Linked DNA regions of Mus musculus: region 2 is linked to region 1. Evidence: chromatin contacts called from ENCODE Hi-C or POLR2A ChIA-PET data. All regions are on one chromosome and are shown on one strand. The core of a region is the stretch at or near the end of the contact, and the rest is flanking DNA. Distances in the headings are between cores, read along the strand shown.

The links. Hi-C counts contacts between places; a loop is a spot of excess contacts on that map. ChIA-PET counts read pairs that join two places held with the same protein, here RNA polymerase II (POLR2A).
Region 2: a loop to region 1 is called in a map of gastrocnemius, with 8 times the contacts of the local background. The contact joins the promoter of Edem1 here to the promoter of Arl8b in region 1. A Hi-C loop is called at or near these places in 17 of 37 maps with a recorded cell type or tissue (CH12.LX, T-helper 17 cell, T-helper 2 cell and 5 more). POLR2A ChIA-PET finds 5 or more read pairs at or near these places in 4 of 5 experiments (Patski and embryonic stem cell).

What each region holds. Positions count from the first base shown.
Region 1 is chr6:108,781,637-108,784,800 of GRCm38, forward strand. It overlaps Arl8b (ADP-ribosylation factor-like 8B), which reads left to right and starts at 1,423. Exons shown (of 7, transcript NM_026011.3): 1 at 1,423-1,741. The coding sequence starts at 1,619.
Region 2 is chr6:108,827,140-108,830,303 of GRCm38, forward strand. Edem1 (ER degradation enhancer, mannosidase alpha-like 1) reads left to right here and starts at 1,502. Exons shown (of 12, transcript NM_138677.2): 1 at 1,502-2,094. The coding sequence starts at 1,601. It overlaps Gm35417 (a long non-coding RNA gene), which reads right to left and starts at 1,137. Exons shown (of 2, transcript XR_377956.4): 1 at 1,078-1,137.

The sequences.
Region 1 (3,164 bases), core at 173-2,672:
CCTACAATAGCTACACTTTTGGTTTTAAATGAACTTCTTAAGTGTACAGCAAGTGAAAGTAAAAGGATAAATAGCAAGTAGTAGACTGGTAGCCCCACTCCATCAAACTGCAAGGTCACAACATCCAGCAGAGATGACTAGAGTAGCTGATGGAGAGAGCTAACAAAGAAAGCATCCATTAAGTTAGAGATTTACAAATATGAAGCAGAAATCAACTGGGGAAGTTGGGGCAGCCAGCTGGAGTTCCTTTTTAAAAATATATTTTCAGTTAAAATATAATTCCATCATTTCCCCCTCGCCCCAGGCACACCATCCTTCAAAGTCCAAACCACTTCACTGTCCTTCCCCATTCAGGGTCTTTTCCTGGAATGTGCTTCTACCAAACGTCAGCCTGCTTCTCCTTCTCACTTCCCTCAAGCCTTTCCACTCAGGACCACCTGACTTAAAGACAAGCAGGCCGGCTCCAGCTTCTTCTCTGTTCCTCTTCTTTATAGTGTTAAGTACCACGTGGCATTTTCTCGTTTGTTTGCTGTATATGTTCTGTTCTCCACACTGGACTGTAACCCGCAGGAGGGCAGGGATTTTGCTGTCACTAATGTTTTGCTGTGTTAGAAACAAACCCTGTGTCTTTCACATGCTGGGAAAGAAATTTTCCCTATTAATTAATTCATTTATTTATTCACTTTACATTCGGATCACTGCCTCTGCCCCATCCTCCCTTGAGCCCTAGTTAGACCCAGAGTGCTCCATACAGGCCAGGCAAGCATTCTACCACTGGGTTACATCCCCATCCCAGATTCTGATTTTTTTTTTTTTTTATTCCGTGTTCAATTCCTCCGAGTATTAACTTTTTCCTTCAGGGTACATTGCCAATGAACAATTATAGGAAAATTCAATCAAAAAGTGAACGAGGACCAACTCTTTGTTTTTTTTTAAAGATTATTATTATTTATGTGTTTCGTTGTGGGAGTATGCGCATATGTTTGCAGAATGTACAAGGTCAGAAAGCCCTAGATCTGGATCCCCCAGAGTTGAAGTTACAGGCTGATGAGGGCTGCCAGGTGTGGGTGCTGGGTCCTGAACTTGGGTCTTCTGAAAGAGCCTCAAGCACTTTTAACCACCGAGTCATTTCTGTAACCCCACCTTCTGTGTTTATTGAACTCTTGATCCTCCTGCCTCCACCTCTCAAGTACTGAAATTGTTGACATGCGTTTGCTGGGAGACCCATAATTTGGGGGGAAAAAAAAAAAGAAAGAAAGAAAAGAAAAGAGGAAAGGCATGTGACAAGTGAATTGGCACCAAGGCGAGGGAAGGGTGTGTCGTGGGATTCACCATCAGGTGGCGATGTCGCCGGAGGGCGCTGGGAGTCTACGGGACCGCGCCGCTCTTTCCGTGCGCTTCCGCGCCTGCGCTGGGCCAGGCGTGGGGGGGGTAGGGCGAGTCATATGACCCGCTGGGCTTCCTGGCTCCGGCCGTCGCTGCCGCCAGCCTCTGTCTGCCCGCGTCGCGCCAGGGGCCCCGCCGAAGAGCCGTTGGCGGGTTCGGGGCCGATACCCGCTCGTGGGAAAGAGTGTCCGCTGTCGTCCGCGCCCGTCCACGCTCGCAGCCGGCCGCCGCCATGCTGGCGCTCATCTCCCGCCTGCTGGACTGGTTCCGTTCGCTCTTCTGGAAGGAGGAGATGGAACTGACGCTCGTGGGGCTGCAGTACTCCGGCAAGACCACCTTCGTCAATGTCATCGCGGTGAGCAGCCCTCTGCGGGCGGCCTGGCCGGCGTCTCGCGCCTGTCACCTCCCCGAAGGCCGGGCCGGGCGATCCTGCGTGTGTGGGCCTCGGAGTTGTAGCCGGAGGGTCGGCAGCAGGAGGGTCAATTCCACGTTGCGTTTTGGTGGTGGTGGTGGGGGCTGTGCCTTTAACACGGCCTGGAAAGGGTTAATCCGAGTCTGCCACACTTGCTGCCTTTCGGGCCGTAGAGGCTGAAGGGTTAATTCCAACCTGTCACTTGTTCACCCGGACGGGTGAGCCTGGCCTTTTCCAGAACGCCTGCGAAGGGGACGCCTCTCCTAAGTCTCCACTTGGGACGATGGAGTCGCATTGTGAAAGCAGGCAACCCGTGTGGGCGCTTCTGTGAATGCCAGGGGGAGCCTCGGCGCCTCCAGTTCGCTTGGTCTTTGTCACTTGTCCATGGAGCGTCGGAGAGCAAACTGATGACCTAGCTTACTGGGGGAAGCTGTTGGAGAGACCATTCAGATCCCAGTATTTTCTAAGACAGGGAGCAAGGGCGAGGCGAGTCTCGGTTTCTCCACAGCTGATTGTGTTAAACGGGTAGATAGATGGATCTGCATTCAACATAAAGTTTGCAGGCTTTGGTCTTTAGAGAGATTTTTTTTTTTCTTCCCTCTTGCAGAAGGAATTTGTTTGGATTGGGACGTAGCTTATGGAGGCTCAGGGAAGTTGCCTAGTAAATATAATGTGAATTCGGTGGGAGAGTGGTCGTTGAGTTTTGCGTCTTTGATTGGTTGGGAAAGGAATGGGCGTGAATGTCAGTCTTTGGAGCCAAGGAGTCATTGCACAGTTTTAGGGCTGTACTTAGAGGGTTGAGCTTTACAATTGTTCTGATGAGAAGTGGCGGCAGTTCCTAGACCTTCAAGAGGATTGTTGCAATCCTCACACAGGAGACAGCTGAGCTGCCCGACTGGTTTGGCTACACACTGCCCTGGGAAAACCTAGGTAACGTGTGACTCAGTCCCTGTAGTAATAGAGCAACAGGCGTCAGAGAGAGGAGCGGAGGCTCAAATCTCTTTCGAAGATGGCTGAATATATAAGTGTAAGGAAACTTTCCCGAACTTCATGTTAGGCTCTTTCTATGTTGCCTCTACCCCGACCCCAAGAGAACAAGGCAGAACAGACTTTAGACTCTTTCATACTAGAACTTTTCTACAGGCTTCAAGCTGTTCATTTTCTGTTACCCTAGATAAGAATTGGAGTTTCCTCGGGACTCCTGTCCCTTGGGCAAGATCGAAATGGTACACGTGGGTGTGTTGGGATGGCCAGTTGTATTTGCTGCGGAGGAGTTAATGCAAGGACCTGCACCAATGAGTAGGATTTAAGAGATGTACTGCTTACTCTCATGCCTGTATTATCACTGGGCAGTGTAGCTTGATAT
Region 2 (3,164 bases), core at 252-2,751, 46 kb after region 1:
AGCGTTCTGAAAACCTGTTCTATTGGCACTTATTGTCAGTTGTGCCATGAAAAGCATTTTTCATAAACTAGCTGGTTTTCTATGGTTATTAGACTCGTCTTTTAAAATTAGGGCTTTTCTGTAATGTGAGAACAGTTGCTGTCATCAGTGGCTGACAGCTGACCAGAGTGCAAGCTACATTTCAGCTAAAATTTGCACAGAAGTAGCTTATGGAGGAAACAAAGCATAGCTTTAATGTCCATTTTCAGTTTGTGTTAGCTTCAGGGAGGCAGAAACTAGTAGTTCCGTGTCAAGGACTGGAATCAGTTGGTCTTATACAAGTTTATCCAGTCCAGTAACTTCTTCCCCCTCCCCCCTTTTTTTTTGTATACTGCTCAGGCCTTTGTATCTCACAAAATAAGCTCTCCCAACCCAAAGAACTTAAATTGTTGCTGGCTGCTCTGTTGTACCCTATCACATTGCAGGGACAATTCTGACCCCAAAATGGAAGGAGAATGGTCCAGGATTTACCTAAGTCCTCCCTGTCATTGCCTTCAGGTTGGTGACAGGCATTACTGATTTCGTTACTTCCCCTATTTTTTTTTTTTTTTTTTACTTTTTTATTTTTATGTTTTGCAAGTTTGATAGACACAGGGTATAATCTTAGGAAAGGCAAAACTTTTACAGGCGCTCCAAGTGTTGAAAGCCACAGCCCTTAAAAAACGAAATCAGTAACCTTAATTATAGGAATTAGCACTTGGATGGGATTAAACCCCCAATCTGCCCTACATTTCCAAGGTCGCCTCTGCCTAGCACTGCGATGAGATGATAGGACTGTCAGGAAAAGATGTTTAAATGGTTCTGATGAAAATGATCTGGTGTTAGTTCCCCCTCCCGCCTTGTTGGGATTGGATGTGATCTTGGAGTATTTTAGAAGTATTATGAATTTTTTTTTTCCAAGTTAAGGCGTTCCAATAACAAAACAAAAAATCTGGACATTTCGTGCGGTCTGGACCAGGGAGTCCCACTCCCACCAAGTTAAAAACCTTTCCTAGATATTCGTAAGTACTTCCTTTGCCTAAAGGCCCTGGCCCTTACCTTTCTCACACCTACTACTCCATACCTGGACGGGCTTTCTCCCATCCATCTTCTGTTCAGGGACACCATTTACCCGGGCTAGGGCGGGTCAGAGGCCATGTCTGTGTCCGGCTCCCGGAGCTCCCGTGCCGCGCTCCTATTGGCTGGAAGTTCTTTCCCCAAAAGCCAGAGCGACCTAGGCTCGCCACGCCAGCTAGACCAGACTCGGAACCGCCCAGGGGGCGTGGCCCAGTGGCAGGGCGGGGCCTTGCAGTCCGGGCGGCCTATAGAGCCGGAGGGAGTCCCCGGCCGCGCCCCTCGAGGCCGGGCCGGTGGAGGCCAATCCCCGGCGGCCGGCGGGCGAACGCGGGGCCAGGCGGGCCGGTCCCGTCCGCGGGGCGGGGGACAATGGACCAGTTCCTGGTGCGTCACGAGGGAGTTCCTTAAAGGGGAAGTGAGCGGGCTCCCGGCGGACGCGCGGGGAGGCGGTCGGCTGGGGACGCGCCCGGCGCTTCAAAATAATGCCCGCGGCGGACGCGCGACCATGCAATGGCGAGCGCTTGTCCTGGGGCTGGTGCTGCTGCGCCTCGGCCTCCACGCGGTGCTCTGGTTGGTCTTCGGGCTGGGGCCCAGCATGGGCTTCTACCAGCGGTTTCCGCTCAGCTTCGGCTTCCAGCGCTTGAGGGACCCCGACGGCTCGGGGCCAGTTGGTCCGCCCGGAGGCCCGGCCTGGCTTCATCGGCCAAGGCGCGGAACGGAGGGGCGGCTTGAGACCCCGCCAGAGCCGGGACCGACGCCGGGACCGGGCGTGTGCGGCCCGGCGCACTGGGGCTATGCCCTGGGCGGCGGTGGCTGCGGCCCGGACGAGTACGAGCGGCGCTACAGCGGCGCCTTCCCGCCGCAGCTGCGTGCCCAGATGCGCGACCTGGCGCGGGGCATGTTCGTCTTCGGCTATGACAACTACATGGCGCACGCCTTTCCGCAGGACGAGCTCAACCCCATCTACTGCCGCGGCCGGGGGCCTGACCGCGGAGACCCGTGAGTAGCCCGCGCGCTGCCTTCCGCCCCTCCGGGTCCCTGAGAACACACCAGGGTCTTTAAGGTCCGCAGTAGTCCGAGGTTCCTCCTCTCCTTACCCCAGTGGACTGCCATCCCCTTGATTCTCCCTGACCCTCCAAACTTCAGGACAGCTGTCCTTGTCATTTTCTGTTGCAAATGGGGAAACTGAGTCCCAGAGACCGGAAGGGACAATCACAGTATCCCTTGCTCCAGATAGACACATATCTAAGTGCTGGTTATATAGGTTTCCTTTGGAAAACTCCGCTTCAAAACGAAGCCTCCCCACTCCTGATCAGAATGCCACACCCAAAGCTTTAATAAGGTTAAGGAGCGGGTTCCTAGAAAGGGGCCATCTAGTGAGTTGGACGCCCGGATTGGGATGAGGCGTTAAGTGTTTCTCCTTTCCAGGGGCCGCAGCCTAGACTGAGGGGAGCTTATTGGCAGGAATGGTAGTTGCCTGGCCCAGATTGGCGATCTGGATACTTGAAGGATGATTTCTTAGGCGCAGAGTTGACTGACACCGTCATTGCTTGGTACCATCGTAAACACCAGTGGGGTGATGGTGCTGTCAGAAGGTCAACTAGTCCTCGCAGCCCACTAGCCACGTATGGGAAGGTGGAGTTCCGGGGTTACTCGAGTGGACTTCAAAGTCCAAGACAGCAGGACACCCAGCCAAGTTCCTCCTCCCTGAAGGGTGTGCGTTGCCACAGACCAAGTCAGGCTGGTTGGTGACTGTCGTGTTTCCCTCTCCTTAGATGGGAGTGGAGTTATTAGGTTGTTTGTTGTCTTGGCATTCTACATGGACACCCTTGGACATCTGGCATGTGCATTTCCCTTTACCTTATGGAAGCCAGGAAGGATTCTTAGTTTCAAAAAGGAAAGCTAAGGGCTGATGAGATGACTCAGCCAGTAAGGGCCCTTGGCACTGTGCTCAGACGGGAGTTTGATTCCCCAGGACCCACATGGAAGAAGGAGAAAGAACCGAAGAGACTCCTGCAGTTGTCCTCTGACCTCTACTCGCACTCCGTGACTCCCCCACACAGCTAGCT